5 separate regions of the Homo sapiens genome follow, and all the other regions are linked to region 1. The links are chromatin loops, found by intact Hi-C in ENCODE. Cell type or tissue: heart left ventricle. All regions are shown on one strand. Links, peaks and the distances in the headings refer to the core of each region. The heading gives the core; the rest is flanking DNA.

The links. Hi-C counts contacts between places; a loop is a spot of excess contacts. Peaks named below come from ENCODE experiments on the same cell type or tissue, not always from the same donor. Only the 100,000 strongest peaks of a DNase experiment are listed, where the experiment ranks them.
Region 2: it touches region 1 in a loop (6-fold over the local background); 8 of 110 quality-filtered maps call a loop at or near these places.
Region 3: a loop joins it to region 1, with 2.6 times the contacts of the local background. A loop is called at or near these places in 13 of 110 quality-filtered maps.
Region 4: a loop joins it to region 1, with 6 times the contacts of the local background. A loop is called at or near these places in 38 of 110 quality-filtered maps.
Region 5: a loop joins it to region 1, with 3.0 times the contacts of the local background. A loop is called at or near these places in 39 of 110 quality-filtered maps.

What each region holds. Positions count from the first base shown.
Region 1 is chr11:44,772,032-44,778,269 of GRCh38, forward strand. The region is part of intron 2 of TSPAN18 (tetraspanin 18); the gene reads left to right. Among named protein-coding and RNA genes, the nearest start is that of TSPAN18-AS1, 38 kb to the left of the region's middle. RefSeq lists enhancers at 2,107-2,881, 4,846-5,347, 5,348-5,847. In heart left ventricle, for the core only: a CTCF peak has its summit at 3,567 (motif pointing left); DNase peaks (open chromatin) are centred at 2,330 and 3,570; H3K27ac peaks cover 2,896 bases.
Region 2 is chr11:44,908,691-44,914,928 of GRCh38, forward strand. It overlaps TSPAN18 (tetraspanin 18), which reads left to right. Exons shown (of 10, transcript NM_130783.5): 5 at 1,015-1,209. Among named protein-coding and RNA genes, the nearest start is that of TP53I11, 39 kb to the right of the region's middle. RefSeq lists an enhancer at 2,317-3,173. In heart left ventricle, for the core only: CTCF peaks have their summits at 2,823 (motif pointing left) and 3,028; DNase peaks (open chromatin) are centred at 3,021 and 3,758.
Region 3 is chr11:44,863,540-44,869,777 of GRCh38, forward strand. All of the region lies in intron 3 of TSPAN18 (tetraspanin 18), which reads left to right. Among named protein-coding and RNA genes, the nearest start is that of TP53I11, 84 kb to the right of the region's middle. In heart left ventricle, for the core only: a CTCF peak has its summit at 2,581 (motif pointing left); a DNase peak (open chromatin) is centred at 2,632; H3K27ac peaks cover 631 bases.
Region 4 is chr11:44,630,499-44,636,736 of GRCh38, forward strand. No RefSeq gene overlaps it. Among named protein-coding and RNA genes, the nearest start is that of CD82-AS1, 28 kb to the left of the region's middle. RefSeq lists an enhancer at 4,622-5,410. In heart left ventricle, for the core only: CTCF peaks have their summits at 1,415, 2,450 (motif pointing left), 3,323 (motif pointing right) and 4,358; a DNase peak (open chromatin) is centred at 4,293; H3K27ac peaks cover 989 bases.
Region 5 is chr11:44,617,792-44,624,029 of GRCh38, forward strand. CD82 (CD82 molecule) reads left to right here. Exons shown (of 10, transcript NM_002231.4): 8 at 371-574; 9 at 849-932; 10 at 1,258-2,567. The coding sequence ends at 1,335. Among named protein-coding and RNA genes, the nearest start is that of CD82-AS1, 16 kb to the left of the region's middle. In heart left ventricle, for the core only: no CTCF peak of the experiment used is centred there; a DNase peak (open chromatin) is centred at 3,530; H3K4me3 peaks cover 287 bases.

The sequences.
Region 1 (6,238 bases), core at 523-5,522:
AGCCCAGTGTTCCAGCTCAAGAAGTCAGACTGGTGAAGTTTCCTCTTACTCAGCCTTTTGGTCTATTTAGGTCTCCAGTTGATTGGATGAGATCCAGCTACATTGGGGAGGGCCATTTGCTTTACTCAATCTACCTGTTTAAATGTCAATTTCATCCAGAAACAGCCTGGAAGACACTCCCAGAATAATGTTTGACCCAAATTATCCATCACTCTAGGATATATGACACCTAGAGCACATGATTTTTGTATACTTGCTTCCTCTATACAACAAAATTATTTTCAATAATAATGATGAAATAAAATCAATTAGAATAATGGCCAGAAAAGAAACAGACTGAAATTTTTGTGAACTTTGTATGTATAACCATGCCAGTAAACAACCGTTATGACATGGAAAATGTAAAAAGGTAACGGGTCAACAGTTCTTAATTACGTTAATAGATATTTTGACAAAAGAGAAAACAATACATGAAGAAACTTGCAAAATGCATTAATGCTTAAGTCCCTGATATAAAATGGAGTAGTATTTGCTTATATACTGTATACTTTAAATAATCTCTAGTTTATTCATGATAGGTAATACACTGTATTGGGAGTTTCTGTATTATTTTGCATTGTTATTTATTGATTATTTATTTATTTTGAGATGGAATTTTGCTATTGTTGCCTGGCTGGAGTGCAATGGCGCCATCTCAGCTCACTGCAACTTCCGCCTCCCCGGTTCAAGTGATTCTCCTGCCTCAGCCTCCCTAGTAGCTGGGATTACAGACATGTGCCACCACGCCCAGCTAATTTTGTATTTTTAGTAGAAACAGGGTTTCTCCGTGTTGGTCAGGCTGGTCTCGAACTTCTGACCTAGGCGATCCACCTGCCTCAGCCTCCCAAAGTGCTGGGATTACAGGCGTGAGCCACTGCACTGAGCCCGATTTTGAGTTCTTATTCTCCAAATGAACAGGTATCACAGGATCCACACATGTTGGCTTCTGACTGAATAAGTAGGTGCTCTCTGAATTCACACCTATGCAAACACAATGTGTTTTAAAGCCTAAGTAATAAAAATATGCTCATTTGAAGCTTACATACACATTATTAAAACTCACTGGCCAGGCGCGGTGGCTCATGCCTATAATCCCAGCACTTTGGGAGGCCAAGGCAGGTGGATCACTTGAAGTCGGGAGTTCGAGACCAGCCTGACCAACATGGAGAAACCCCGTCTCTACTAAAAATATAAAATTAGCCGGGCGTGGTGGCACATGCCTGTAATCCCAGCTACTAGGGAGCCTGAGACAGGAGAATTGCTTGAACCTGGGAGGCGGAGGTTGTGATGAGCTGAGATTGCGCCATTGCACTCCAGCCTGGGCAACAAGAGTGAAACTCCATCTCAAAAAAAAACCCAAAAAACAAAAAACAAACCCACCAGTGACTGCAGCAATTGTTTAGAACTTAGATCACTAAAAGATTTTTTTTTTCTCAAAGCAGAGCATTTTATCACCGACATTGTTTAGAACTGTCAGCTTTTTGTGGGTTTTAGGTTTGTTTCAAAATTCCCTACAGGCAGTTCATCCCTTTGTTGCCAGCTCCCTGGAAGGACGGCTTCCACTGCCCCGCTCTTGGCATGCCCATAGCAAGATGCTTCCAAGAGGGTTGCTGTGGGGGGATGGGATGGAACGGTGGTCAGAAGGTTGGGGAGACCCTGTAGCTGAGTCCTGCAATAGGACCAGGTAGTCTCCAGGTGGAATGGATGGACACAAGACCAGCCTGGGAACCCCTGGCGTCCTGGGAACCCTGGGTCAATAAGTATTTGGTTGCAGTTCGTAAAAGCCACCAGGGTTCTGAGCACCATTTGTGTACCCGTGCTTGGGGTTATGGAGAGCTGGGCACTAAAAGCTTCATCTCAGAGGCAGTTTGGAGCCTGCGAGGCTGCCTCCCTCCCGGTCCTGTGCTCCTCAGTCGGACTCCCACCCTCAGCCCCTCTCTCTCCTTCCCTTTCCCTTTCAGCAGTGTAGCCCATGGAGGCAGCTGTTCTAATTAAAAATCTCATAAATACCAGGAGATAAGGATCCAGGGGTTTTGTTTTTTATTTCTGCCGAGACTCCCCAGAGAGTCTCTTCAGTAGGAAAGGTCCCTTTGGAGCTGAGATTTTTCTCCTGGACTTCAAAGACAGGGCTTCTTAGGAACAGAACATCTGTTTAAACTGAACTTGAACCAAGAGGCAGGCAGGCATGTCCCACGGGAGAAGGAGGGGGCAGAGCCCAGGGGTGTGGTATCTGCTTTCTGTCCCTGGGGGAAGCTCCTCAGACAGGCTCATTCCTGCATCTCACAGTGTGTCCCCATGCTGGGCAGCTTCTCTTAGTAAATGCAGAGGAAGTGATGGCAGGTGGCCCACAGGCCTGGGGCCAGGCTTTGGGCTGACTGCTGTCCAGATAGCATCCAGGCTCCTGACCTCAAAACCTCTCTATTCAGGAGAGGTAGCAAGGAGACCTGGGGTGACAGAGTTGGCTCCTTCTGCCTGGAGGTCCCTGTGGTCCTCAGAAGTCACCTTGCAATTGGGGACCTCCCAGCTCTTGGCTTTTGCATGGACAGAGCCTCCTTCATCCTCCCTTCTTCCCTCCTTATTTCCCTCCCTTTCTTCTTTTTTTCTTTCCTCCATTCACTAGGCATCCACTGGGGTTCAGAGATGAAAAACTCCCACTCCCTGAGTTCGAAGGACTCACCACCTGATAGAACAACCAGGTTGATCTCAAAAGATAAGAAAAGTTGAGCACTTTGGTTGTGTGTGTGTGGCTGTTCTTGTTAAGACAATAAAACAATTCAGAGCTTGGAAAATGAAGGGAAAAGAAATCATTCACTTCCTCTCTTAGGACCAGAGCCTCCTTCGTTTCCTGCTTTTGTTCACACTCAGGCATGTGTTCAATAGTTGACACCAGAAAGTCCGTTCAGTTGGGCTTCCTGCTTTTTTTCCCCATCTCTCCTGGCCTTACAGTTTGTGAGATTCCTTCCTGGGCATCACAGGGCTGGAGGGCCCCTACTGTTGGACACTCAGCTGTGTCTAGTGTCTGCTGTCACCTGCATACCTCCTGGGAGGGGTCGCCAGGTACAGCAAATAAAATTAAAGGATGCCCAGCTAAATCTGGACTTCCTATAGACAATGACTCAATTTTTAGCATAAATCTGCCCCAAGCAATATTTGTTCCATGTACTATTTAGGAAGAATCACTGAAAGATTATTTGTTGTTTATCTGAAATTCACACTTCACTGGGCATCCTGTATTTTATCTGGGAACCCCGTACCTGGAGTATCTTTTTGCACGTGTGTAGTCAATGCTGCTTTACTTAATAATAGGGAGAACTATCTGGCTAATATGTTCCTCTCCCCATTTGTTGGGAACACTCTTCCTAACTTGAATCGCTCCTGTTCCTGCCCACACTTCTGGACTGCTCTGCAGCTTAGCGTACTTGGAGGTCACCGAATCCCTATAGGTCCTCTCCAGGCACGTTTCATTGCCAGCCTCCTTCTGGGAGCCTCCGGTGACTGCAAAGGTTTGGTTTGCTCCCTCTAGTGGCGGGGGTGGGAGGTGTACATTTGCACTCCTCTTGGGCCTCTGGGGCTGCTTTCTCCAGCGTCCGCCAGCATCTTTGGCAGGGATGGAAACAAGGATTGTGTTCTTGCCACGCTGGAGGGAGCAAGGGCTTGAGGATGTTGCTCCAGGCTGCTAACCTATAGAGGTCGATGACATCTTTCTCTCCATCAATGAATTTATTTTTCATTCCAAGGCAGCTTTCAGGGTGATAAAAATATAAAGCTAAGTGGCAGACGATTTTTTTATAAAAGTGATTGGAGGCTGGGAAGACAGGGTGTTGCCTTGTGGTTAAATGGATTTTCTGTTTAACTGAGGGTTAAGTAGAAAACTCGTTTTGATTCAACCTCTGTTGTTGCCAATCTTTCTAAAATGTATTAGCTGCTCCCTGGTTTTCCTAAGTGCACCATAATGACCATAATTGAATCTCTCTGCTGGCAGAGGATCCTGTGGGGCGTCTGGGCACACTGTTGTAAATGTCAGTCTTCACCGAGTGGCCCAGTTATTGGGCTTTACAGCCTGCAGTGCAGGCTGGTGTGCTCTGCAGTGGCCTTCACATTCGCTGTCTTCTCATTCTATCTGCCCAGCCACCCTGGGCCGGGACTCAGGAAAGGAACTAGTAAGACCACTGTATAGATGTAGAAACTGAGGTCCACTTGGGGAAAGATTGGCCCGAGTCACATCTGGCTGGTGGAGGGGCTGGGACTGAAGCCAGCAGAGACAGCTGTGGTATTGGCCCTGATTTAAATCCTGGTTCTCACTTGCTGGCTGGGAGACCATTAAGCTTCACGAGCCTTGGTTTCTTTATCTGTGAATTGGGCACGATAACCTTTCCCTACAGAGCTACTGCTGGGGTTAAGGGTGAGGATGTGGGTGGGCTGCAGACCACAGCCGTCATATATTTAAAGGGAAAATAGCACCTCTCCTGAAGAAGAAATCAACATACCAGTGCTGGGACCCTGTGTCCAGCTTCTTTCTGCTCTGCCGTCCTTCTTCTGAGTGTTGGTGGTTTTACAGTCAGAACTTGCAGCTGGAATGTCTGGGTTTGAGCCCTGTCTCTGCCCCCGACTCTCCGTGTGACTACAGTCTGGGCCTCAGTTCCCCGTCTATAAAGTGGGGATAATGATCGAAACCTGCCTCCTAGGGCTGCCATGAGGATTCCAGGGAAGGTAGCTGAGGAAGTGCTGGGTCAGGGCTGGCCATTGTCATCCTAGGACCTGGTTGAGTGTGTCTAGTTTCACCATGCTTCTCTAGATTTGGCTTATATTCTGAGTGTTTTAAAGGGATTGGGTTTGGGACCCAAGCTCCCTTTTGGTGCCCCAGGAGCCTGCATGGGCAGCCTGGGGAGGAGAAAGATACCCCCTCTCACAAGCTGGCTTCCTGCACTGTCTGGCACTTTACCCCTCTCTGGGTGCTTCCCCAGGCCTGGTTCTAAAGAAAGATGTTAAGAGAGACCTGAGGGTAGCTTAGGAGCGGACCTAGATGGGAGACTTCTGCCCTGCCATGGCCCCTGAAGTAGGGTACCCTGCCTGGGGGATGCTGGCCCTCAAATAGCTTCCCTATTTGGGAACTTTTGTGCTCCCCCATATGTCATACATTTCTAGCATCTCAAGAGGTGTTTGTTTTTTTCCATATCAAGGGATCCATGGAGTGAAGAGACCTATGTGTGACCTCTGAACCCTTTATGGGGGATTGGGTTGGGGGTGGGGAGGACACCCTGCCAAGGTGAGGCCACCTCATCTGGCCTCTGGGCTGCTGGCTCAGCCACCTCCTGGGTCCTGCAAGCAACTCTGCTTCAGCTCCCGGTCACCAGCACCTACTTATGCCAAGCTGCTGCCTTGTTCTCCAGCTCACCCACTTCCCAGGACCCCTCCGGAATTCTGTGGGGATGGGGAGGTTGCAGCTAAGTGAATAGTCACCCTATTATTTTAGGAGAGGAACAACAGCCTGTGTGCAAAGCCCCTGGGTAGGGCTGGTTTATTTATGCATTTGTCTTTAATGGGAAGGCTGAGAGAAATTGCATGGTTTGTGAATATTTACAGGCAAATTACTACAGGGAGGAAATGAATTCATTCTCTCTCCTCTCCCACTGTTAATAGATCACACTGTGGTTCCCTGAAGCCTGCCTCCCACCTCCCCCCCTTTTCTTTCTTGCAACTCCTTGTAGTCTTTATGCCAGCTCCAGGAGGGTGTCCGGGTAGACGTGCCAATTTAATTTACCATGCAGTTATTGAGCGCTAACTGTATGCCAAGCCCTGGTTCAGGGACTAGGGATACCCAGGTAGGCACCACATGTGTGGGTTCTGTCTGCGGGGCTCTGGGGCAAGCTGGCTCAGGAGAGAAGGTGCCTCTTAAAGGATTTTTCCCCCCAACAGAAAGGATACCCTAGGGGGTAGAGCACAGGAGAACCCTTGGAGAGGTTGAGCAGATGGGAATTATGCTCCAGGTGGGGGGTGGGGCAGTTAGTCTTCTGGTGTGGTTAGAGCACCCATGGGAGGAAGAAGGAGGTAGAACTAGAAATGGGGGCTGGGCTGGGTTCTTTCTAGTTCTGAGGTGGGGAAGGAAGGTGGGGAGAGGGGAGAGATTGCCCAGGATGGTGCAACTTGTGTAGCTAGCCAGAAGGAGCACACCTCTTGTTTAAGGGCCTGAGTTGGCAAA
Region 2 (6,238 bases), core at 520-5,519, 140 kb after region 1:
GCCACTGCACTCCAGCCTGGGTAGCAGAGCAAGACTGTCTCAAAAAAGAAAGAAAGAGAGAGAGAGAGAGAGAGAAAGGAGAAAGAAAGAAAGAAAGAAAGAAAGAAAGAAAGAAAGAAAGAAAGAAAGAAAGAAAGAAAAAGAAAAATGGAGCAGATATTTATTGAAATCTGCTAAACGCCTTCTATCCTTTCTTCCTTAGGGCTGCCTTAGGATGAAGGTGTTTGAGTCTTCTTTTGACCACAAGGAAGCTAAAAGGCTCAGACAGATTTTGACACTTGCCTAGGGTCACACAACTAATAAGTGGCACAGCTCTCTCTCTAGACTACGCTGCCTCTTTCCAAAGATAAATAAGGCATAGAGAGCCCATGTTGATGGAGACATAAATAAGAAATCTTTTGAGCTATGGATTTGAGAGTGGGGAGCCCACTCTCAAGTTGGAACCTCACTGAGAGTCCCATGGGGGACAATGACGATGACTTGGTCTGTGTCTTCCCAGCCCCTAGCATGGGTGGTGCAAACACAGCATAGGGCTGACTCAGAGCATGTTCATGGACCTTTGTTTAGGGTGTTGAGGCTGGAGTCAGGGGGCCTGCGACCAAACTCTGACTCTGCCATGAACTTGCTGTGTGACCTTCAGCAAGTTGTTGGTTCCCTCTGTATGGAATCAGAGGGTTGGACTAGATGACCTCCTAATCCTACAGGTCTGACATTTCAAGAGAAGATAAAATTGGCAAATAGCCTTTATGTGATACAGCCCGAGGTGGGGCTTGGGTCGGAAATTGGATTTAGAGGATGCGTGTTGCACTTAAGGTCACGGCAGCTAGAAAAATTAAAAGCAATTCAAGGTGCGGCTGGGACTCACTGGCTCTCGCCGCAGGTGAATTCCTGCCTGGCTCACCTAGTGCTTGATGCCTCTGACCCTGGGGCTGGCTCAGGGGAGTGGTGGGTCAGAAGTGCCTAACCTCCCTTTCTGCCTGTTTCTCCTCCCAACTCCTCCACTGGCCCGAGCAGCTGGGCGGGGCCTGCCTGCTGGCCATCGGCATCTGGGTCATGGTGGACCCCACCGGCTTCCGGGAGATCGTGGCTGCCAATCCTCTGCTCCTCACGGGCGCCTACATCCTCCTGGCCATGGGGGGCCTGCTCTTTCTGCTCGGCTTCCTGGGCTGCTGCGGGGCCGTCCGTGAGAACAAGTGTCTGCTGCTATTTGTGAGTACCCCAGCCCCCACCCCATCCATGGGTGCTCTGAGGGGTGTCAGGGATTGGCTGCAGACTCCCAGGCCCTGCCTGGCTTCCATTCAGACCAGTGCTTCCCAAACTGGGGCGGGCTGTCAAAGCAGAAGGGATCATGGAGATGAGCACGTCTGACCCCACTCATTTGGTAGTCAATGGTCCTGAAACCCTGAGACATTCAGCAACTTGCCCAGAGTCCCATGGAGTTGGCAGCAGAGGGGATGATACAGACGCTAGGTCAGGGCCCCTGCAGTGCCTCAGGCTGCCTCTTCCCATGCCTTTGGGACCTGTTTTCTCCCTGGGGTAGCCCTTCCTCTCTCCCACTTCATTTTGCTGCTTTCCTGCAGTCAATCCAGGACCCTTGGCTTAACACACACCTAGTCTGTGTCCGCATGCCAGGAAACTCAGAATAAGGTTTGTGCCACATAGGTCCACCTCCAGGGGTGGGGCGGTCCCCAGCCTTTTCCATCTGCCTTGGTGGCCCCAGCTTCCAGAGCCTGCTTTTGCAGTGGGCCCGTGCCTGCAGTGGGTGAGCTGGCCCAGATGGCGGGGGCCTTGGCATCCAGGTCTGAACAACCAGGTTTCTCCAAGGCATGGTCAGCTGAGAGCACTGACATTGACCTTGATGTTTTTCCACTTGCTTGCTATTAAAAACTCTAATATATAACTCCTTAGTAACATCGCTAAGATGCCTAGTGGATGAGGCCTTCCCCTTGTAGATATGCAATTCTGAAACGGTATGATATGGCCTCTGAAGGTTTCTTATTCATCAAGTAAGTAGCCCTTGAACTCCTATCATGCGCATGTAGTTCACTGGGTGCTGAAGATATGTCGGGGACCAGGAGTGATGGTCCCTTCCCTCACAGACAGGCACAGGGGAGGCAGCCGAGCCGTGCGGATGAGCTGGGCAGTGGGCAGGCCTGGTTTGAGGGTACTCCCTGCTCCATCCCCTAAGGGTGTGCCTCCCATCTAGTTCCCCAACCTCCCAGAGCAGCCATGTCTTCTTGTTAAACGAGGGGGCCGACCAGCTCAGCTATAGATCACAGCCAAACCAGACAAGCAGTGGGTCTTCTCGTTCTCGAGTCTCCTGGATTCCCATGGGTGGTGGCGCTTGGGGCCTCCGCCTGCTTTCCTGTGCTGGGTGGATGGGTCTTCTCTAAGAGGTCCTGGACTTGGAGAACTTCTGGGCTGAGCCCAGTCCCGCTACAGGGTAAGTTAAAAACAGCCCTGTTTAGAGAAGCGTGGGTGTGTCTGGGTAAGCTTGCGGATGCTCCTCATGGGCGAATTCGTGGGCGGAGTTAAATGACAGGGAGAACTGGGCTGGTTGGCTGGGGGGCTCCCTTGCAAGGTTCTGTAGATAAGCCAGCACCAGCAGTGCTGGGAGGAGAGACCTGGCACCATACCTCCTCCCCAGACGAGAGCACACTGCACGGCCCCATTTGTGTCCCGGTGAGATGCTCCCCATCCAAAGGAAGTGAAGTCAGCTGCGAAATGAGTGACAAGGAGCCTTGGGCCTATTTGTCCTTCAACAGCGCAAACACTGCAGACTTCATTTGAAGAGAAACAAAGAAAAACTTTGAGCGCCCCCTGGTGGACAATTCTCTACAGCTTGTCACGGTGCTCGCAGAAGTCTTGGCTGGGGAGCCCGAGGGGACTTTAAAAGGAGCTTGGATATGGGTCCCAGAACAGACCCAGCCTCCCTTTCCCCCTCCTCACCTCGGCCCCCAGGGACTCATTCATTGTTAATGGGCTCGGCTCTGAAGCCAAGACAGGAAGCCAGGCTGGTGTTCTTGGCTGGGAGCAGGCTGGAGCGGCTCTAGTCTCCTCCAGTAAGTGGCTGCCTGCAAACCTGCCAGCCGCCCCAGGACGTCCTCCCTCCCGTGCTATGCGAGGCAGGACTGAGGCCCAGGGGTAGGAGATGTGTCCACGATCCTCCCGAGAGAGGTGATCCTGGCTGCCAGGCTGGGGGCCCTTCGACAAGGCCTGATGGCAGATCCTTCCCCTTCCCCTCCCCACCCCCGCCTCTCTCCCTTTGTCCCCCTTCTTTCTGCCTATCTCTGTGTAGCTCCCTTTCCTCTCTGCCTCTGTCCTCCCCATCTCTGTCCTTTTTTTTTTCGAGACAGGGTCTCAGTCTGTGGCCCAAGCTGGTGTGCAGCAGTGTGATCTCAGCTCACTGCAGCCTCAACCTCCTAGCCTCAAGTGATCCTCCCACCTCAGCCCCCCGAGTAGCTGGGAACACAGGCACGTACTGTCACGCCCAGCTAATTTTTGTATTTTTTGTAGAAACAGGGTTTTACCATGTTGCTCAGGCTGGTCTTGAACTCCTGGGCTCAAATGATCCACCGCCTCGGCCTCTCAGAGTGTTGGGATTCCAGGCGGGCACCACACACTTGGCCTTGTCTTTCTCTTGATCTCTGTTTTTATTCCTACGCCCTTTCCTTGTCCCTGTCCTGATCTCTCCCTCCCCGTTTCCCTGTCTCTCTCTCCACTTCCCCTGCTTGCCCTCCCCTCTCTAGGGCCCCGCCCACACAAGCCTGAGGTCACAGTGTGGGTCAGAGGCAAAGGACGCTTGGATCAAGGTCTTCTGGCTCCCAGACCAGGGCTATCCACAGGCTCTGGATAGCCTGGAATGGACTCCAAAATTTACCTAAAATTATATGCAAAATGTTATGTTATGTCAGGTCCTGTGTATGTGTATTGTGTATACATGGATTGTGTGCATACTCATGTGTATGGGTACAGTGTGTATGTGCACGTGTGTTGTATGTGCATGTATGTTGTGTTCTATCGTGTGTGTTTGTGTGTACATGTGTGCATTGCTTTGTGCATATGTACACGTGCATGGGTGTTGTATGTGCATGGGTGTTATGCATGCATGGGTGTTATACGTGCATGGGCGTTACATGTGCATGGGTGTCATGTGTGCGTGGGTGCACATATATATGCATGTGCACATGTGCCTGTGTGTGCACATGTGTGTTGTGTGTGCATGTGTGTTGTGTGCATGGGGGTTGGGGGGGTTCTGTGAGTGTTTCCAGAGAAAGGCACCAAAGTTTCTGGAAGGTTTTCAAAAAGGTTTATGCCCTAAAAAATAAGAAAAACCACTTCTCCCTTCCCGGCTGAACCTGGACCTAACTGTGTGGTGGTTCCAACCGAAGAGGGCATGGAGCCTCACCCCTGGCAGCTTCTGGGATCCTTCTAGAAGCCTTTCACTGCTTTCTCAGCCTGTCAGAAAGGAGAGAAGGCTTGTCTTGAGAGGGGCCAAAAGAGTGACTTTAGTCAGCCCAGGAAACCTGGCTCAAAGGTTCACAAAGCAAGGAGGCCTTGAGATGGGGCTGACTGTCCCCTTCCCTCTGCTCTGAGACTGAAGTCCTACAGGACCTGGGGACAATCAGTCTAATGACCAGACCACCTAATGATCAATTTATCTATCTAAAGGTCCATTTCCCAAATACTCGTGTTGATCAGTATTACAGCACTCACATGCAATAGGACAATTTCAGCCTCCTATTGAAAATTTGTGGCATCCCTTTTTCTCATTTGCTTACCTTTGAGTATTTCAAGGATTTTTTTAAGCCAACTTATTTAAAAATTCTAATTTTAAAAATATTTTATAATGAAGGCAAGCTCAACTGGAAAAAAGAACAGCAAAAAGAGATGAGTATATTCAAAAAAGATAAATGAGCTGAATTGTACATGCAGTATGTAAATTTGGTAAATATTTATTAGAAATGGGAACTGTGAGCAGACATTGCCTATAAGCAGATGGGTTAGAAAAGCCTGGAAATGTTCCCAACTAGACAACATAGCAGTTTCCTCCCCTTTGCTAATTTTTCCATCCTAAGGAAAGTGATGCAAATTAGAGGATCAGGAATGGCTGACAAAGGTGTCCTTAGGCAAATGGGATGCAAACCCTGGGAAAGGCCTTGATGAGGGGAAGCCCCAGGAATGGCTGGGTCCAGGGGAATTCCCCAAAGGACTTTAACACTGGTAAACTGTCTTAAGCAGGAGGACATTTTCATGCTGGAGAAGGGCGAGTTGGCAGAGGTGGCATTGTGACTGCCATGGGCACCTCAGCCTTGCACTTTGGTTCACAGGATTCACACTCCCACATACTCAAGTCATGCCCAGGCCTTGGGCTTGGGGAGGCCCACTTCCTCCAGTCCACGGCTTCCCAGGTTTATTCTTATATCTCATCTCCTGATGCTTCAGCTCAATGGAAACTCCATGAAGATGGGGACTGAGTCTGCCTTGTATGCATTTATTTGCCAATACCTAGCACAGTGCCTGGCACAGAGCAGGTGCTCAGTAAACAGCCCCGGAGCCAAGGAACAGAGAGGAGGTGGTAGCAGAGGTTTGGCTAAGAGCATGGACTTTGGAGTCAGAAAAGCCCGGGCTCTAACTCCTGCTCTGTCATTTCCTGGCTGTATGACCTGGGGCTGGTCACTTAACCACTCTAAACCTTAGATTCCTCATATACAAAATGAGGATAATCATACTTCCTTCCCAGCCATAGTGTTGCATTCATGATCCAGTGGGAAATGCATGTTTTGCTTGGCTGTGTTTGTGGGATGCCTAAGCACTCTATAAATGGGAAACTAGAAGAATTGGTGCTGAGCCTCAGGAGGCTTTGCAGGCCATGTAGAAACCATAAGACCTCGGGGCTCCTGTGGCTTCCAGGGTAACATGGTGATGAGAGGCTGTGTTCTGCAATCAGAGTTCTTGGGGTGAAGTCCCAGAGGTACTGCCCACCAGCTATGCCAGCTTGGGCCGAGTACTGTTCCTCTCAGCCACAATCCGCTCTCAGTAAAATGGGGGTGTTGCTGATAATAGCATCTGTCTCACTAGATGAGAGGGCTTGATGAGATGATCCATGTAAGATCCGCAGTGTCTGGGTAGCAAGGACTCAGCAGGTAGCTATTGCTATTTTTCCAGAGCCGCCCACACCAGCACTTGTCTTCGGGAAGGATGTGCTTCCTCTGGGCTCTAAGTAACCATCTGAGCA
Region 3 (6,238 bases), core at 489-5,488, 91 kb after region 1:
GAGATACTTTACAGAGCTTAGGGCTCATTTTCACTTAGAGCATTGCAAGCAGCTGCCCTAGTGGCATACCCTGGGCTGGAAGTTGGGAGACTTGGGTCCCTGCTGCACTACTGATGTCCTTAGCCTCCTGGCCTATAGTTTGTCAAGCTCCTTCCGCTTGAAACATTGTATTCCATGTCAGACCTGGGTTCGGATCTGAGCTCTGCTAGCAGTACAGCCTCAGTATTCTTATAAGTAAGTTAGAGATAGTAATAGTCACTTCTCGTAAGACTGTGTGAAGATGGAAGGAAATACTTGAATGACAGAAAGTGCTTAACAGAGCACCTGCCAGGGATCAGCATTCAGTGTAGTACTGATGCTATTTGGTGTTGTTATTATTTATATTTCAATCATATTAATATAACTCTGTGGGAGTCTTCAGTGTATAGGTGCCTGTTGGTCCATGTCCCAAAAAACTTGGTGATGGGGACCGGGCACGGTGGTTCATGCCTATAATCCCAGCATTTTGGGAGGCTGAGGCGGGCGGATCTCAAGGTCAGGAGTTCGAGAGCAGCCTGGCCAACATAGTGAAACCCCGTCTCTACTAAAAATACAAAAATTAGCCGGGTGTGGTGGCATTCGCCTGTAGTCCCAGCTACTTGGGAGGCTGAGGTGGGAGAATTGCTTGAACCTGGAAGGCAGAGGTTGCAGTGAGCCAAGACCGCACCACTGCACTCCAGCCTGGGTGACTGAGTGAGACTCCGTCTCAAAAAAAAAAAAAAAAAAAACTTGGTGATGGGGTGGGGTGTCACACCCCTCCCATCTCCGAAAAGTGTTGGGGTTGGGGCTGCCTTACCCAGAATCACATTTATTCATTCATTCACCAACACTTCATTGAGCACTTACTGTGTGCCTGGGCCTCTGAGAGGCACGTGGGGTCCTATTGGATAGGATGCTCAGGGTCCCTGCTCTCGGCAGCTCAGGTCTTCAGGCTGAGGCCTTGGGGAAAATCCCACCCCAGCTTCCCATGGCACCCGAAGCTTTGTTCAACCCTCCCTTGCCATCTTGGGCCTAAGGCCTGGGTGAAATGCCAGAGCATCCACTAAAATGGACTGGTCCAGTGTTGCACATGGACCTTATGGGGTGGATTGCCAAGTCCCAGTTCAGCATCAGGAAAACTAAGTGTTTCACGGGGAAGATGGGCTTGCCCTGGGTGCCAATGGCAAGGTCCTGTTTCATTTTTCACCCCCCTTTGATGCTTCTTTGGATCCTGAACTGCAAAGGGTTTTGATTATTTCTGGAGGACGCCAAGCCTGTACATGGAAGGTGCTGGGGGTCCAGTCTGCCCCTGTGTTTGCCTGGCGGTCTCCTTGTGGGTATCTCACCCTCTCTGGTCTCTGGCAGCCAGCAGAGCCTGCCATGTGGGGCATCAGCCAGAGGTTGGTGAATGGATGGATGGGTGGAAGGATCACAGTGGATTTACTGGAATCGGTGTTGTCCCAGCCTCAGCCGGGGTGGTTGGACATACCAATCTCTTGGCTTGTTTTTCTGTGACAATTTGATTTTGGCTCCCGTGGAATATAAGGAATTTTCAAGTAGTGGAATGGACTCAAAACAAATGGCTTTTGAGCTGATTAAGTTTCTCAGTTTGATTTCAGGGAGGCAGCCTGGTGTGTACCCTGATTTAAGGACAGAGCTTGCAAACGCCAGCTCTGAGGCTGGGTGACCTTGGGCGTGTTATTGAGTCTCTCTCAAATTCTCAACTCTCATCTAGAAAATGGTAGCACTAATGGCATCATAGGGCTGCGATGAGCTTTAAATTAAATAATGAGTGTTAAAACAGTTGCAGAGCTCTGGGCACGTGGTAAATGCTCAAGAAAGGATGATGATGGTGTATTTAATGAACACCCTTAAGCTATTTGTTGCATCTTCTTGCTCCCACACGGGTTTTTCCAGACTACTTTGCATTTGTAAGACAAAAAAGTTACTTTGAAAAGTTATTATTACACAAGCAATATAGGCTTCTTAAAAATTCAAATGATCTGGAAGGATTTAAATTAAAAAGCAAATTCCTCTTCCCTCCACCTGCCAACCCCATCAGTCCCTTTTCCTAGCAACATTCTCTTTGAATGTGGGGTTCTTCAAGACTAGAACTTTTCTTCTTTTTTTTCTCTCCTTAAGGACAGGGGACAGCTATGCAGTCAGGAGGGGACAGTAGCCTGGTGGCTGTTGCAGCCAGTTGTCATCCAGGCTAAAAGTCCTGAGGCTGGTGCCAAGGGGTCTCAGTGGAGCAGGAACAGGAGCAGGAGCAGTCGGGTCCCTTAGGCAGCCTGGCTTCCCCAGCACTGTTTGCTCTGAGTCACAGGGGTCTCCAGCACTCTATGGGGTCTCAGAGTCCTGGGGATGGGAGTGGCCTGAGCCGAACCACATTCAGTCCAGGCTTGGAGTGCCAGCCTCACAAACAATGTGGATGGCCACCTGCTGGGGGCCCCTCTTCTGTCACAGTGCCCCAGGGCTCAGTCCAGCTCCAGCTTCTGTGACCCCGGCAGCACAATCGATTGTTCCTGCTCACCTTCTGACAGTCTGCACTCCCAGCTGTGCCCTCTGCTGCCACACTCGGGCACAGGCCCAGGTCCAAGTGAACACAATTGGCATTAGGTTCCAGCAGGACTGGCATGGGGCCCAGCACATCATCGGTGCTAAATGGACTTGCAGCAGGTACGAGGTGTGCCGTCTGCCTTTACTTCTCTAAATCTGATTAAATCTGCCTTCAGCTCCCTCCACGAATTTGAAAGACATTCAATCCCAATTATGTTGGGGAGTGGATTTCTTGCCACCTAGGATCACATAGGAGTCTTGGTGGCCTTATGTGATCCGAAACATTTGGGAAAGGCTGCTGGACTTGAGCCCACACAGGGGCCCCGCAGACAGGCTTCTTTGCCAATCTCAGGGTCTAATGAGGCCAGGTGGGCAGCAGCTATTTCTGTGCTAGCCAGGGCACAGCTGTGGTCTTTGGTTGCAACTCCGAGCTATGAGCTTCGGTGTTCAGTCTCCCAACCATTCTCTGGCATCTCAGGATCACTCCATTAAAGCCTGATCACCTCTTGGAAGAGCTGTTCCGGGAACAGGGCACCTGAGCTTGTAACTTTTGGATCCTACCAATCTGGCTGATCTCCAGAAACACTCTCCACCCCTCCCCTCAAGCCTGCTGCCTCTGCTGCCCTCCTCTGCAGGCTCACACTGCAGCCACCTTCATGGGCTTCAGCCTAAGCTGTCTTCCTAGACCCAGCCATTTTCTGACTGGCCTGGGAAACCAGCCGCCCCCAAGGCATAGGACCCAAAGACTTGGCCACCATCTTCGGAAAGAAGAGAGAAGAATGCCCACTGCAGAGTGAACAAATTGGGGAAAAAAAGTCTCAAGACATAATCCTGTCACTCTCATTGGCTGCAACAAATGCATCAATACCTTTCATTCAAGTATTGATTGAACACCAACCTTAAATCAGATTCTTTCAGAGACTGGAGGTAAAAAAATAATAAAAGACCAACCTCAAGTTGCTCAGGGTTTAAATAGTGGTTCTCAAACATGATCCTCAGACCAGCATCACCAGCATCTCCTGGGAACCTGGATATGCAGATTTTCAGACCTCCACTCCAGACCCACTGAATCAGAAACTTGAGAGTGGTGAGGCCCGGCACCCTGGGTTTTGACAAGCCCTCCAGGAGATTCTGATGGAAGCTCAAGTTTGAGGGTCCCTGAGGGCAACAGCAGGCAGTGGTCTGTCTAATACACTGCAATGCATCAGCCCATAGACCAGGTGATGCACGCTGGGGAAGGGGGAGGTACTGGAGAAGGCTTGGTTTATGAATCTTTTTTTTTTTTTTTTTTTTTTTTTTTCAGACAGAGTCTCGCTCTGTCACCCAGGCTGGAGTGGAGTGGCCCGATCTCGGCTCACTGCAACCTCCACCTCCCCAGTTCAAGTAATTCTCCTGCCTCAGTCTCCTGAGTAGCTGGGACTACAGGCATGCACCACCACATCCAGCTAATTTGTGTATTTTTAGTAGAGATGGGGTTTCACCATGTTGACCAGGGTGGTCTCAAACTCCTGACCTCAGGTGATCCACCCTCCTCAGCCTCCCAAAGTGCTGGGATTACAGGTACGAGCCACCACACCCGGCTCGTTTATGTATGTTTTAAAAGGGGACAAAGGAGTCTGTGTGTGAGTTGAGAGAGAGTAGATTCCAGCAGAGGGATCAGCACATGCAAAGTCCCTGGGGCATGACAGAGCAGAAGCATTCAAGGAGCTACAAATGGTGCCACTGGGTGGAGTGAGCAGAGGAAGTAGAGGAGGGGAAGGGATATGAGATAGGCTGCTTGTGCTGAGTTTGGGCTTTTCCCCAGGAGCACTGGGGAGCCATAAAAGGGTTTATGCAGAGGAGGAGGACAGGTGATGCCCTGAGAAGATGGCAGGGAGGTGGGATAATGGTTGAGGGTGAACAGACTCAGTTGCAGTCATTGCAAGGCCTCCAGCTGGTGACAGGCTGGCTTCTGAGGGCAGGGTTGGGCCTGTGGGGAGATGGAGAAAAAGGAGGCCGGGTGCAGCGTGGATACCCGGGTCATGCAGGAGCCCTGCCCTGTTACTAGATCCTTCCCTCAGGGGACGCAGTTGGAGGCTGGAACCCAGGTGGCCATCTGCCGTCACTCTCTGTCTGAGTGCCTTGGAAGCCTTCAGTTGCTGCCAGGCACTATAATTCATCTTTGCATGCTCCCCTTTATCTTTTTGGGGATAGAGAAAAACAAAATACCATCTGCACATCTGGGTGCTAGGCCTGGAATGGAGGCACCAGGACATGCAAGAGCTGAGTGTGGAGCTGGGAGGAGACCAGGAGAGGATCCTGTCGGGGCCCGAGGTGGGAGCTGGGCTGTGGGTATGGGTGTGGAGGGCACCTGGCCTCCCCACCTCAGTACTGGCGTTGGGAGCCCCATGGAGAGGAGGAAGCAGAGGAAGCTCCAGCCCAGCCCCTTCCTCAGAGACCCCAGCCTTCCTTGCTGCTTTCCTAGGGCCAGGCGGGCACAGCTTAGGGAATGGGGACTCGCCTCTCCCAGGATCAGGGCTCTTGCTTGGAAAGGAGCTTCCAATGAGCTCATCCTACAGTGAGTCCAGCCACTGGCCGGGAGGAGAAAACTTGCAAACCACAACCAGGGTCCTGAGTCCTTGGGGCGGGCAGAACCGGAGAGGGGGAAGGTGGAGCGCCCACACCAGGGCAGAAAGTGAGGCAGGTCTGAAATAGGCCGCTGGCTGGAGGGCCAGATGGGGACTCTATGTGCTTTGAGTTTGGCAGCTCCTGCTTCCAATGCATCCACTGCTGGTGCTAGTTTAAAGAGCAGTTGCTTGGAGCCAGGTGATGCTGGCCCTGGTCTGTGTGTACTTAAGGATCACATTAGCCCCAACCCACAATCACTGCTGATTTGTGGTGAGCACTTGGAGGAGCTGTGGTTCTGGCTGAGGGGGTGCCAGCCAGGTTCTGCCCACTAGGCGTTCCCTTAGGAGGGCTTAGGCCCTTTTTTCTGCTTTACTCTTAGTGTATAGATTTAACTCTCGAAGAAAGTGATCAGCAAGGATGTGTGGCCTTGCAGACTGGGCCGGGAGGGATTTTAAGGTGATCGGTTTTGACTCCTTGAGAGGTGCTCATTCAGCTTCTGCTTACATACCTGTAGCGATGGGGAGCTCACTACCAACCAAGAGAGCGTTCAGACTGCTTTGAAAAAAGTCATTCCCATGCTGTGCAAAGGCCTTGGGTTGAAATCCTATCCCTGCCTCTTGCTGTGTGACCTCAGACAAGTGACTTACCTTCTAGAGCTCTGGTTTCCTTTAGTCTAAAATGGGTTTGGTAAATACCCACTTCTCACTCGTGGAGAGGTTAAAACCAGTTAACTGTACAACCAGGAACAAGTCAGATCTCTCCACAGTGCATAGAAGCTGGGCCCAGACAGTCTTCTCAGCAAATGTACATGTCCCACGTCCAATAGTATCAGCAGGATAAATGTCAGCTTCTCCCTGGCACGTAGCTGATGCCAGGATGTGATTGGTGCTGCCCCCACCTCCCTTTGATGGAACCACAGTGCCTTAGAGACACGGCCAGGCCCCGTCCATGACTTTATCCTAACTCAGAGGCCGCAGACCACAGGATGCCCTGAGCTGTCACACGGGCCCAGTGTTCAAAGGCTTCTAGGAGGCTCAGTCTCTCTGGAGGCCTC
Region 4 (6,238 bases), core at 437-5,436, 140 kb before region 1:
GGCCGGAAATCTGGGCTTTTAAAAGTACCTCGGTTGATTCAGATACACGGGCAGTTTGAGAAGTGCTGGCTTAGAGCAAAGCTTGGAGAGGAGAAAAGTGAATATACTGCTTACATGTCTCAGAGGGTTGGGCCGGGGTTCCTCCAGTCTGAGATAGAAGAGAGACCTGGCAGGCTTCCTGAAGGAGGAGGCATGGAGGCAGTGTCGAGGATGGGTGCCAGTCTTCCAGGGAAGGAAGAGGAGAGGTGGAGGGGTGTTGCCACCAGTGGCCCAAAAGGATGGGGCTCCAGCCTCCAACCTCACAATGACCACCTCTAGAAGTTGGAGGAAGGTGGCTGCAGCCCCAGTGTGTGACAAGGGTCCTATGAATCAGGATGCCCCTGGGGGAAAGGACACCCTGAGCATGATGTCCTCTGTCCACTCTGCTTAGGAGGAAATGGGGGGCAGCACTTTCTAAAGGAGGCCCAGTCAGGACAAAACCTCAGGCCTGGGATTAGCCCAGTGGGCCTTGCCTGGAGGTGGCACCTTACGCTCTGGAAGGAGAGCTGCCCCAGCCTAGAAGGGCTGGGGGAAGGAGAAGAAAGAGGGGTCGATGATGGTCAGCAGCATCTGCCATTTCTATCATGATCCAGAGGAGGGGTGGCCAGTCTGGAGTCGCATGGCAGGTATTAGGACTAGAACTCAGTGAGGCCATTTGGAACATACAATGCCCATCTCACTGCCTCCCACCTCCTGAGCACAGGCGGGCCATTTTCCTGTTTTCGGCCCAGCACAGGCGCGGGGAGAGAAGGCAGCAAGAGGGACTTTTTTTTTTTTTTTTTTTTTTTTTGAGACAGAGTTTCACTATTGTTGCCCAGGCTGGAGTGCAATGGCACGATCTCGGCTCACTGCAACCTCCACCTCCCAGGTTCAAGCGATTCTCCTGCCTCAGCCTCCCGAGCAGCTGGGATTACAGGCATGCACCACCATGCCAAGCTAATTTTGTATTTTTAGTAGAGACGAGGTTTCTCCATATTGATCAAGCTGGTCTTGAACTCCCGACCTCAGGTGATCTGCCCGCCTTGGCCTCCCAAAGTGCTAGGATTACAGGCATGAGCCACTTCGCCTGGCCAAGAGGGACATTTTATTGTTACATATTGACTATGAACTTAGGCCTTATGAAGTCCAGCCCCCAGGAAACCTGTTGTAAACTGGGGTCTTTGTTTATGTCTGTGTGCGTGTGCATGTGTGCGTGTGTGTGTGTGTGTCCACATATATGCTGTGGGGGCTCCTGAGTGTGTACAGGGATGTTATTGATTCTTTACTACTGTATCCTGAGTGCCTAGCTCAGTGCCTGGCATGTAATAGGTGCTCAGCAAATGAATGGGTGAGTTCCAGCGTGCCCATATATGTGTTGTCAGATGAAACTCAGATCTGTAGGACCCAGGGAGCCTCCCCAGAGCTCCGGAGAGGGCAGCACTTCCACAACCTTAGAGTTCAGGCTATTTTGGGAGACAGGAAGGATTTGCAATCAGGAGACCGAGAGCCACCCTGGACAGCCAAAGGTGAGCCACATTCGCCAGGCCCTGGAGGAGAGAGAAGGCAGGGGACACAGCAAGTGCCAAGGCTGAGAGGTGTGAGATGGGCAAATCCAGAGCAAAAGGGCACACTGGGGTTAGACTGCAAGAGTCAGCAAAGACGCCAAGATACAGCTTGAGCCGCTGAGTATGCTGAAGCCTGTATTTCCTGGGCTTGGGGACCCTGGGGAAGGAATGCAGCTGGGGGGAAATGAGGGGTCCTATCATGGAATAAGAGCCATGGTGGAAGCTTGGGCCGAGAACAGGCTAATGGCCCGACTGTTGAGGGTATCAGAAGCTCAAGTGACTAGAGAGAAGGAGACGTTTGGTCAAAAGGATTTCTTTGGAGGGAGATCTGGGGATGCTTAGATTTCCAGCCCCTATGAGGGGCTGTTTTGGAAATGCCTGCCCCTCTCATGGCTTGGTTAGAGCGTCCCAGTGGATTATGAGAAGATGGTAACGTGTGTCTCCAGTGAGTTGGGGATGCAGAAGCCTAGACAAAGTTGGCTCCCACCAGGAAAATCTAAAAAGGCCAGCAAGGGGCTGCTATCTGCTAGGAATAAACAGAAGATAGATCTGAGGTGGGATTGGCTGGGATTCCCCAGAGTTCAACAGAGTGCAGAAAACAAGTATATTTTCTGGGGTTCAAACATGGGCCTGGTCTGCCAAGAACTTTGACAAAACACAGCTCTTCCTCCTCCTCCTCTTCAGAATTATGTGGACAAGTAAATCTGGGAAGGGCTACAGCAGAGCATGAGTGTGGGGTGGGCATGGAAAGCCAGGGTTAGAGCGGGCAGCAGCCACCTACAGGATGCCCCTGGCCCACGGTGTGGGAAGTGCAGCCAAAGCCTCCCGGGACAGGAAGGAGGCGTCCAGAAGAATCCACAGAGTCAGCCCTGCCCCCTGCCGGGCCCTGTGAGCAGAAGCCATCCCACAACAGGACCGGTGAGACAAAACCTTTCCTTCCCGACTCCTCTCCCTTCTGGGCTATGCCCTGGCAGCCCCGGAACTGCAAATACAGAGTGAGTGTCCCTTATCCAAAATGTCTGGACCAGAAGTGTTTTAGATTTGGGATATATATATATATATATATTTTAGACAGAGTTTCACTATTGTTGCCCAGGCTGGCGTGCAGCGGCACATTCTCAACTCACTGCAACCTCCACCTCCCAGGTTCAAGTGATTCTCCAGCCTCAGCCTCCCAAGTAGCTGGGATTACAGGCATACGCCATCACGCTCGGCTAATTTTTGTGTTTTTTAGTAAAGATGGGGTTTCACCATGTTGGCCAGGCTGATCTCGAACTCCTAGCCTCAAGTGATCCACCCACCTCAGCTTCCCGAAGTGCTGGGATTACAGGCATTAGCCGCCGTGCCCGGACAAGATCTGGGATATTTTTGGATTTGGGAATATTTACAGATACATGATAGGATATCTTGGGAATGGGACCCAAGCCTTAAACACAAAATTTATTTATGTTTCATATGCATCTTCCACACATAGTCTGGAGGTAATTTCTACACTATTTGAAATAACTTTGTGCATGAAACCAAGTTTGTGCATATTGAACCATCAGAAAGCAGAGGTTAGGTGGAATATTCTACACTCGTAGTGTCATGCCATGGGTACTCAAAAAGTTTTGAATTTTGGAGCATTTCAGATTTTGAATTTTTGAATTAGGGGTGCTCAGTCTGTAGCAACATGCGGGAAGAGGGGCATGGAGCAAGGGCATGTGCAGGGGCAAAGTAGGTCCAAGCCCCTTCTCCAGCTTGCTGCCTGCAGAGGGCAGCAAGGGCAGAAAGAAGGGTTAGCTTTGAACCAAGTTCAAAGATGCAGTTACTACCTCGGACCAGACACTTTTAATGCCAACCTGACTCTGTATTTGCAATTTAAAGTGACCTAAGAATTTTTATCACCTAACCGGGGGCAGAAAACTTGTGGGGCTGCCCGAGTTTTCATCCAGGAATGGGGGGATGAACTTCCACCGGAGAAGGAATCATAAAAAGTAAAAAAAAATAAAAAATAAAAATGTTGGGTGACAAGAATAAAGCTGTTTTCCCTTTCGCCTGATTTTGCTTATCTAATGCACTGGTTTCTGTCATTACGGCTGTGACTCTGTCTCCCCTACTAGAATGTGGGCTCCTGAGGGCGGGTCCCTGTCAGATTTGGCTGTGTCCCTCCAGCATCTGGCCCAAGGCTGGGTATTTGATAAACCTCAGTAGATGCTAATTTTCTCTCTTCTTTCGCTTGACCCTGGGTGTTTATAAGAGGTGGCATCAGGTTCAGAGGGTAGCCCAGGGTCTCACGGATGTGGACAGAGATTTGGCCCATCCTTCATGGCTCCTCCAAGCATCAGTCATGTAAATCAGTCAGGCAGTCCATCTGCCAGTGACGGGACTCAACGGTCAGGCGGTCAGACAGTTGGGCATTGATCAGGGGATGGCTGGCCGCCAGCCTTGCCAGTCAGATGGACAGACAGTCCGAGGATCACTCTGCACTCAATCTGATACAGACACCGCTTTGCAGGGTCCCCTCCCAGCACACCAAGAGTGTCTCTCCTCTCCCAGAGTCCCCCCCTTCCCAGGAGGCCTGGTCTGGGGTGCTCCTGGCAGGGTGCCCGTCCCTGATCACCGACTTGGCAGCCTCCTGGATGCTGGCTCCAGCGATGCCCCTCCTCCTTCCCCTCCCTCCCAAGGTGGGAGCTTCAGGCTCTGCCAAAGCATTACTAAGCCCGGCGGTGACGTCACCCTCCCTGGTCCCACCCCGCCCCCGGCCGGCTTACCCTTCACCCCTGGCTGCCCCTGTGAGAATGACACATCCTGGGTGGGGGAGGGGCTGTGCCCTGGGACCAACATGAAGATCCTCCCCCCACCCCAGGCTTCCTGGTGGGTGGGATCTGGTCTGATGCTTCCCCAGCTGGAGGCTGCTCAGCTCGAGCAGTTATAGTCCTGGAGACCCAGCCAGACGTACCCCAATGCACACTGAGGCTCTTCCCCTCACCAGCAGGGTGGCCCTGGACAAGGGACTTTATCTCTTTCAGCTTCATCTCGGATGATAATAGGACCTGCCTCCGGGGGCGAGTGAGCGGGTGTGAGGCTTCAAAGACACCATGCACCGCAAGCCCCTGCTCCACTTACAAGGGGACCTTCAGTCCATCTCGGTTGCCTGTGGGGTGTTCACTCCGAATTCCTCAAGGTCCATTTCAAAACTAAATGGCTGGTCCTTTGCTGTCAGGGTTAGCTGAAAGACAAGGACTTTTCACCAATGCTGTCAAGCTGTGAGGTCAACACCCATTTCCTGGGATCACAGCAGCCATCCCGCGGTGTGGGGGGCCACGTGGGAGTGGGCCTTGGACCTTGCTGCCCGTGGAAATTCTAAGCACTCCTCCTCACTTTGATTGCAGCGATTTTTCCTCCTCATTGTGGCCAAAGGCGCAATCCCAACTCCCAGCACTGGCTCTTCTCTCTTCTTCCCAAATAAATACCTGAATGGAGGTTTTATTCAGGAACAACCTTGAAATACAACCAGGCCATCAATCTCTATCCCCCAGCACCTGGGGTCTGGAGCCCCAGAATTCAGAATGCTGAAGGTTGGTTGGCTTGGCATTGGGAGGAGGAAAGCCTTCCTCCCATTCCTCCAGGGAGATCAGAAGGCAGCAGGGTCTGCTGTAATCTGCCCTGCCCAAGATCTCTGTCTGATCTCTGGAAGATCACCTGGGCTGCCCCAGCAGGTGCCAATGAACCAACACTTCAAGGGTGTCCCTCAGAACATTAGTCTTGCCAGGTGCTTCACAAAACCCACACCTACACACATCACCACCACCAAAAATCACATAATAGTAGTAAGAGTTATGTGGCTTGCTCAAGGTGGAGGGTCTATAAGAGAATTCCTCATGAAATTGGGATCTTACAGAACTCAATTCCTAGTGTAAGGGTAAAGAATAAATAACTCCAGCCGGGTGTGGTGGCTCACACCTGTAATCCCAGCACTTTGGGAGGCTGAGGTGGGTGGATCACCTGAAGTCAGGAGTTCGAGACCAGCCTGATCAACATAGTGAAACCCCGTCTCTAATAAATATACAAAAAAAAAAAATTAGCTGGGTGTGGTGGTGGTACACGCCTGTAATTCCAGCTATTCGGGAGGCTGAGGCAGGAGAATTGCTTGAGCCCGGGAGGTGGAGTTTGCAGAGAGTCGAGATCAAGCCATTGCACTCCAGCCTGGGTGACAAGAGCGAAACACCACCTAAAAAAAAAAAAAAAAAAAAGCATAAGTAACTCCACTGCACAGAGGGGAAGCAAGGAAATGTATCCATCTTAAGCATGACATCCTGTGGAAGAGGAAAAATGTCTACAATGAGAATGCAGAAGCATAAGCCAGCCCTGATGTGCCTTTGCACCTGAATTGGTGCTACCTATGTGCATCAGTAAACTTCCAGTAGAGATTTCAGTTTCATGTAGTCCCAGGTTGGTAATGCTCAAACATGATGTGCAGGATCAAATATAAACTCTCTCTGGAGGGATGTAATTGTAAAGACTCCTACAGATAATGTTCCAGGAAATAAGAGGTCTCAATAGAAAAATTATAAAACACACAAAGAAATGAAATACCAGGAATGAGAGTCAGCATAAACAACAGACAGGAGAATCAGACCAGAAAAGACGTGTGACATTGAAATTGGATGCAA
Region 5 (6,238 bases), core at 429-5,428, 150 kb before region 1:
TTACAGATGAGGAAACTGAGGCTAGTTCCTTGATGGAGGTTGCTCAGCTGGTAGGCGGCAGGGCTGGGATTGTAACCCAGTAGCCTGACTTTAAACCCTGCACTGTGAACTGTCTGCCGTCCATTCTCCTTGTGCCCTGCACACCTGCGCTCCTTCAACTTGAACTTCCTTCCTACTCTGCTTTGTATTTTTGCTGGTCCTGGTTTTGATTTTTCTGCTGTACTTGTAGTTTATGATGGTTCGGCTGGGACCAGGGGCCTGGAAGTGGCATATCTCAGTCTCTGTCCTGGGGAGGTCCTCCCTCTGCCAGGAGGGCAGCCTGCCTAGGGTGAGCCGTGAGCACAAGCAGTCTGTCCCCTGCCTTGCCCAGGTGAAGTGCTGCGGCTGGGTCAGCTTCTACAACTGGACAGACAACGCTGAGCTCATGAATCGCCCTGAGGTCACCTACCCCTGTTCCTGCGAAGTCAAGGGGGAAGAGGACAACAGCCTTTCTGTGAGGAAGGGCTTCTGCGAGGCCCCCGGCAACAGGACCCAGAGTGGCAACCACCCTGAGGACTGGCCTGTGTACCAGGAGGTGTGCGGGGGGCTGCGGATCGGGGGCGGGGCTCCGAGGGCGTTGGGGGCCATCTGGGCTACTGCTCAGCAATTCCTTCCTGCATTTAGTTCCTTCCCTTAATTCATCTGTCATTTGTACCTTCATCTACTTCTTTGTTAATGTATTTATTCAAGGAACAGGCAGAGCCCTCTGTAGGGGCTTCCGGGCTGGGACTGGGGGGCTCTCGGTGGTTCTGCATGGCGGGGTGGGATGGTGCAGAGCGGGGTGATGTGACCGCATTCTGCCCTTGCAGGGCTGCATGGAGAAGGTGCAGGCGTGGCTGCAGGAGAACCTGGGCATCATCCTCGGCGTGGGCGTGGGTGTGGCCATCATCGAGGTCTGAGCCCCCTCCCCCATCCCTTCTCCATCCCAGGTCCTCCTGGGTTGTCTCTGTTCTGCTGATCTCCTTGGGGAGGTGGTGGCCAAGGGGGCCAGCACCCCATCAGCTTCCAGAGGCCCTCTGGTCTGAGCACTGTCTGGCTGTGTGACCTCAGACAAGGCACTGCCCCGCTCTGGGCCTCCCTCTGCTGCCTGCATCACAGGGTGGTTGTGAGGCTCAAGTTGAGGATCCACTTAATCCCCATGTAAACCTGGATGGTGAGGCTGGGGCGTCTGAGGCCGGGACACCCAGCCTCCCTCTGACTCTCCGCCTCTCCCCACAGCTCCTGGGGATGGTCCTGTCCATCTGCTTGTGCCGGCACGTCCATTCCGAAGACTACAGCAAGGTCCCCAAGTACTGAGGCAGCTGCTATCCCCATCTCCCTGCCTGGCCCCCAACCTCAGGGCTCCCAGGGGTCTCCCTGGCTCCCTCCTCCAGGCCTGCCTCCCACTTCACTGCGAAGACCCTCTTGCCCATCCTGACTGAAAGTAGGGGGCTTTCTGGGGCCTAGCGATCTCTCCTGGCCTATCCGCTGCCAGCCTTGAGCCCTGGCTGTTCTGTGGTTCCTCTGCTCACCGCCCATCAGGGTTCTCTTAGCAACTCAGAGAAAAATGCTCCCCACAGCGTCCCTGGCGCAGGTGGGCTGGACTTCTACCTGCCCTCAAGGGTGTGTATATTGTATAGGGGCAACTGTATGAAAAATTGGGGAGGAGGGGGCCGGGCGCGGTGGCTCACGCCTGTAATCCCAGCACTTTGGGAGGCCGAGGCGGGTGGATCACGAGGTCAGGAGATCGAGACCATCCTGGCTAACATGGTGAAACCCCGTCTCTACTAAAAATACAAAAAAAATTTAGCCGGGCGCGGTGGCGGGCACCTGTAGTCCCAGCTACTTGGGAGGCTGAGGCAGGAGAATGGTGTGAACCCGGGAGCGGAGGTTGCAGTGAGCTGAGATCGTGCTACTGCACTCCAGCCTGGGGGACAGAAAGAGACTCCGTCTCAAAAAAAAAAAAAAAAAAAAAAAAAATTGGGGAGGGAAGGGCGTTAGATAAGGCACTCTGGGCTGTCAGGAGACTGCCTACTGGGTGGGTCAACTTATTTCCCACTATGACATTTATATCTTTATTTTTCACAATTATATTGAAGGCAGTGGGAGAGGGGAGAGGGTGGGTTTTACCTGATATTAAGGGGTGGCACCCCTTCCCCAGGCCTGATGCAGGTCCATCTAGACAGCTCAGATTAGCCTAGGCCATGCCCTAGGGACACGGCCTAGGGGAGCTGGGCTGGAGGGGGTCTGCCTGGGTAAGGGGATCTGGCTTGGCCCTGAGCTGCTTAGGGACAGGTGAGTCCTTGGGGGCATGGCACAGAGCTGGTCCTGTATTCTCCAGGGTCCGGAGCTGGCCAGGGGCGGGGAGGAGGAGGATGGCTTCTCCTGGGAGAAGGTGGGCTGGCCTTTCTTGGCAAGCGGTCCTCTGGCCCCTGGGGAGTGGGGTGGGTGAGGCTGTGCCTTGTAGGGGGAGAGGGGAGGGGGCTTTGTGTGCACCATTCTGTAAAACACACTCAAGATTCTAAGACTATTAAAGAGGATTTATAACAGTCTAGTCTGGAATGGTAGGGATGCTGCTTCCTGGGGCAGGGGAGGACCCAGGGCAGAGGGTGTGAGCAGAGTGGCTGGGTCTGCTGGAGACTGCTGGACCCCTCACTGCTCTGCCCTCCCCGCAGGCATCTGCTTCTGCAGCCTGAACCTTAGGACCGTGATGGGCCAGGCTCTGATGGGCCTGCCTGCATGCCGGGGTGCCTGGAGTTTGATTTGGTGCTAAGAGAGGTATAGATTGTACCTCTCAATTCCTGCTTCTGAAACTAGGGTATGGGTGCCCCCAGAAGCTGCACAAAAGTGGGCTGGTGATGGGGGACAGGGAAGCCACAGGATAAACTTGGCATCGCTTTCTAGAGCATCCGTTTCTGCAAAGATTTGTGGAAGGAAACATTTTCATACTAAAGAAATGTGATGGAGTAAGATGTGCAGAATTCAGGGGACTTTTTAAGATGAAATGTGAGACTTTGGGAGGCTGAGGCAGGTGGATCACTTGAGGTCAGGAGTTCGAGTCCAACCTGGCCAACATGGTGAAACCCCATCTCTCCAAAAAATACAGAAATTAGCCGAGTGTGGTGGTGCACGCCTGTAATGCCAGCTACTCAGGAGGCTGAGAAAGGAGAATTGCTTGAACCCGGGGGATGGAGGTTGCAGTGAGCCAAGATTGTGCCACTGCACTTCAGCCTGGGCAACAGAGCGAGAATCTGTCAAAAAAGAAGAAAGGAAGAAAAAGAAAACGACAGAGAGAGAGAGAGAAAAAGAAAAAGAAGCTTGCTCTTACTTGTGCACGGCTCTGACGACTGAGCCCCAGCATGCCCCTTGCCCGGCGTCATGAAGTCCAGAGGGCACTTGCCCCACCTTCTCTCATTTCTGGAGCCAGTGGGGAGGGGAACTCTTGCCTCCCTGCAGTGGGGCCAGGCGGGGCGGCGGCTAGAGTGGTGTTTCAGCAGGGACCACCAGGCGGCGCTGCAGCCTCAGCCTAGGAGCCCGGCAGAGCCCAAAGGTTCCGTGGTTACTCCCAGTTTCGCCAACGCGGGGCCTGCCAGCGTCCCACTCCAGTGGAAGCACTTGTGAAAATGCAGATTCCAAGGCTCAAGGATTCTGGCGCTGCAGATCTAGGGTGGGGACAAGGAATCTGCCTATTTGCACCCCTTTGCGTTGATTCCGGAAGATTTTCAGACCTGGAGTAATGTCTGTCCCAAGCCACGTGATGACCTCTCAGCGAATGTGGCAGCTGAGGAGGTGTCAGCGGTGGGGTCGGCTGTGGGTCCCTCTGTGGCCTTGGTCGCCTCCCTCTGGGATGGGGGCAGGAGAGGAAAATGTCGATGGTTCCACCTGGCCTGACTTCCCTGGCCCCCCACAGCTTCCACCCTCAGGAAGGGTAGCAGAGAGCTGTTGGGTGTCTTTTCATAAATGCTTTCTCACTGGGAGCAAGGGGACCTGAGTTTGAGTCCAGCTGCATCTCCATCTTCCTGTGCGACACGGGGCCTGGCAGGCTGAGGGTGGGCTCAAAGCTGTTTGCAAAATAGAGGACTGAGAAAACGTCAGAAGTTAGCGAAGGGGTGGGCTGCTTCCTCTGACACGTCCATCCTGCCCAGAGCTCACAGCTGGAAGGGGCCAGAGCCAGGATTTGAACCCCACGTATCTGACTTCAAAGACCATCCTCCTGGCTCCACTGGCTCCTGCCCTTCCAGATTTCCCAGAACAGCCCCAGGACGTGTGTAGTGTGAGGCTCTGACCCTCGCTTTTGTGAAATCTGGTCACTGTGAGCTCTGAGCCTGCTGGGTTCCTCATTTCAACCTCCTGGGGAGCACCCAGTTTCAGCAACCCACTTACTCCCAGCCTGTGAGGTTTTGGGAGGGAGGGAACATAGACCCATGTCTAACACTCAGAATCGTCCCTGCAGCCACTAATCTGTCCCATGCCCATCTGGGGCTTCCACACCTTCCAGCTGCCCTCCCTGGGCCCTCTGTGGGCTGCCATCTCTCCTGCCAAGGGCCCTGACAGGCCCAAAGGACTGGCACATGGGTACCATGTGGAGGAGAGTACAAGGGTGCTCCTTGGCAGTGCCCACCCACAGCTCCCTGGGGCAGCCAGGAAGAATGGCTGGAGCAAAGGGTTGCTCTTTGGGCTCCCGTGGGAGGTTAGAGACAGTGCCTAGGATGTGTTCAGGGAGCTGGACTTTGGGGGGCACTGATTGGCATGGCCACTGACCAATAGGTATGGAAGTCAGGCCTGAGCTGGAATGGGATCCTTACGTATGGATTGGCGGGAGGTGCAGGAGCTCTGAGAGATTGAGCTGGGGGGGAATTTTCAACTGGTGTGGAAATATTTCTCCATTTTATTCATAATAACTGGTATGGCTGGCTGGGTGAGTACTGGTGAATGGCAGCCTGATACATGTGCACATACATGCATGCACTCTCTCACACGCACACACTCGAGGCCCTGAAGGCCCCTGAGGGCTCAGTCCATTCCCAGCTGGGAGGAACCCTAGCTCTTCTTCCCTGAGACTAAGCCATGGGTGGCCCGTAGTGAACAGGGAAAGCCAAGTGTCTTCCTGCCTGGCCTTCCCGGGCCTACACTGCAGAGCCCCCTCTGCCGCTGATCACCATCCTGTCTCCTAGCAGAGCTGCCTCCAGCCTCTGCCCCAGATGATCTTCCAGGTGAGCAGGTCCCCCAGGCTGAGAGCAGCCGGGTGGAGGGGCACACTGGTGACGCTGGAGCATCTAGCCAACAGGCATCTCCTGGGCCAGCGCTCCCATCGCCTTTCTCCCCTGCAGAAGGACAGAGACCCAGGTTGCTACGCTGCCTCGGGGCAAATGTCTGGCTGTTCTCTGGGGTCTTTAGAGGCTGTAGGCTAAGGTTTATTCATTTATTCATTCATTCATCCCATGAATACTTAATGGCACAGACTATTTGTGAAGCACAGTTCTAGGATCTTAGGAACACAGCAGTGAACACACACAAACCCCCTGCCCACATGGCACCTGCATTCTGATGAGTGTAGAGACTCTTGCACACAACTGATGCACCAGGACACACGTGCACACACAGCACACGCATGCACACAGCACACCCTGCCACACGTACACAGGTACGTACCAGCACACACTGCCGACTGCTGACAGCACAGTCTGAGCCAAGTGCTGCTGTGGGATCCCTGGGGCCCATCCAAGGCCCCTTCCTGTGGAAGGAAGTAGAATGAACAGCGCGTCGAACAAACAGGAAAGTAGGAGGAAGTGCTCATCGCCCCTGCCACAGTGCAGGAATCAGCCATTGCCCTGGCAATCCCCTTCCCAACTGAAATCAAATAGAATCAGAGCAGCTGCCACTGGACGTGACAGGCTGTGCAACTTCACCTCTCTTAGTCTTATCGGGAAAATGGGGACTCTCATTCCTCACTCCCAGTGCTGTTGTGGGAGCCAAATGCGGTCACGTACACAGTGAGCTCATTCCCCAAGCAGCCCATTCCAGGACTGGCCCCAGCTTCAAGGGGAGGTTTCCCATCCTCTGGGGGATACCTTCCCTGAGTAGGAATGAGGCCCACGGGAGGACTTTGGGCCTTGGTGCCTCCGGGGCAGGGATGGCTGATTGGCCCAAGGGGCTGGGGCTGGGGCAGGTAAGACCTGTACTCAGCCTCTTGCCTAGTGGGAAGGTGAGCAGGTAGGAG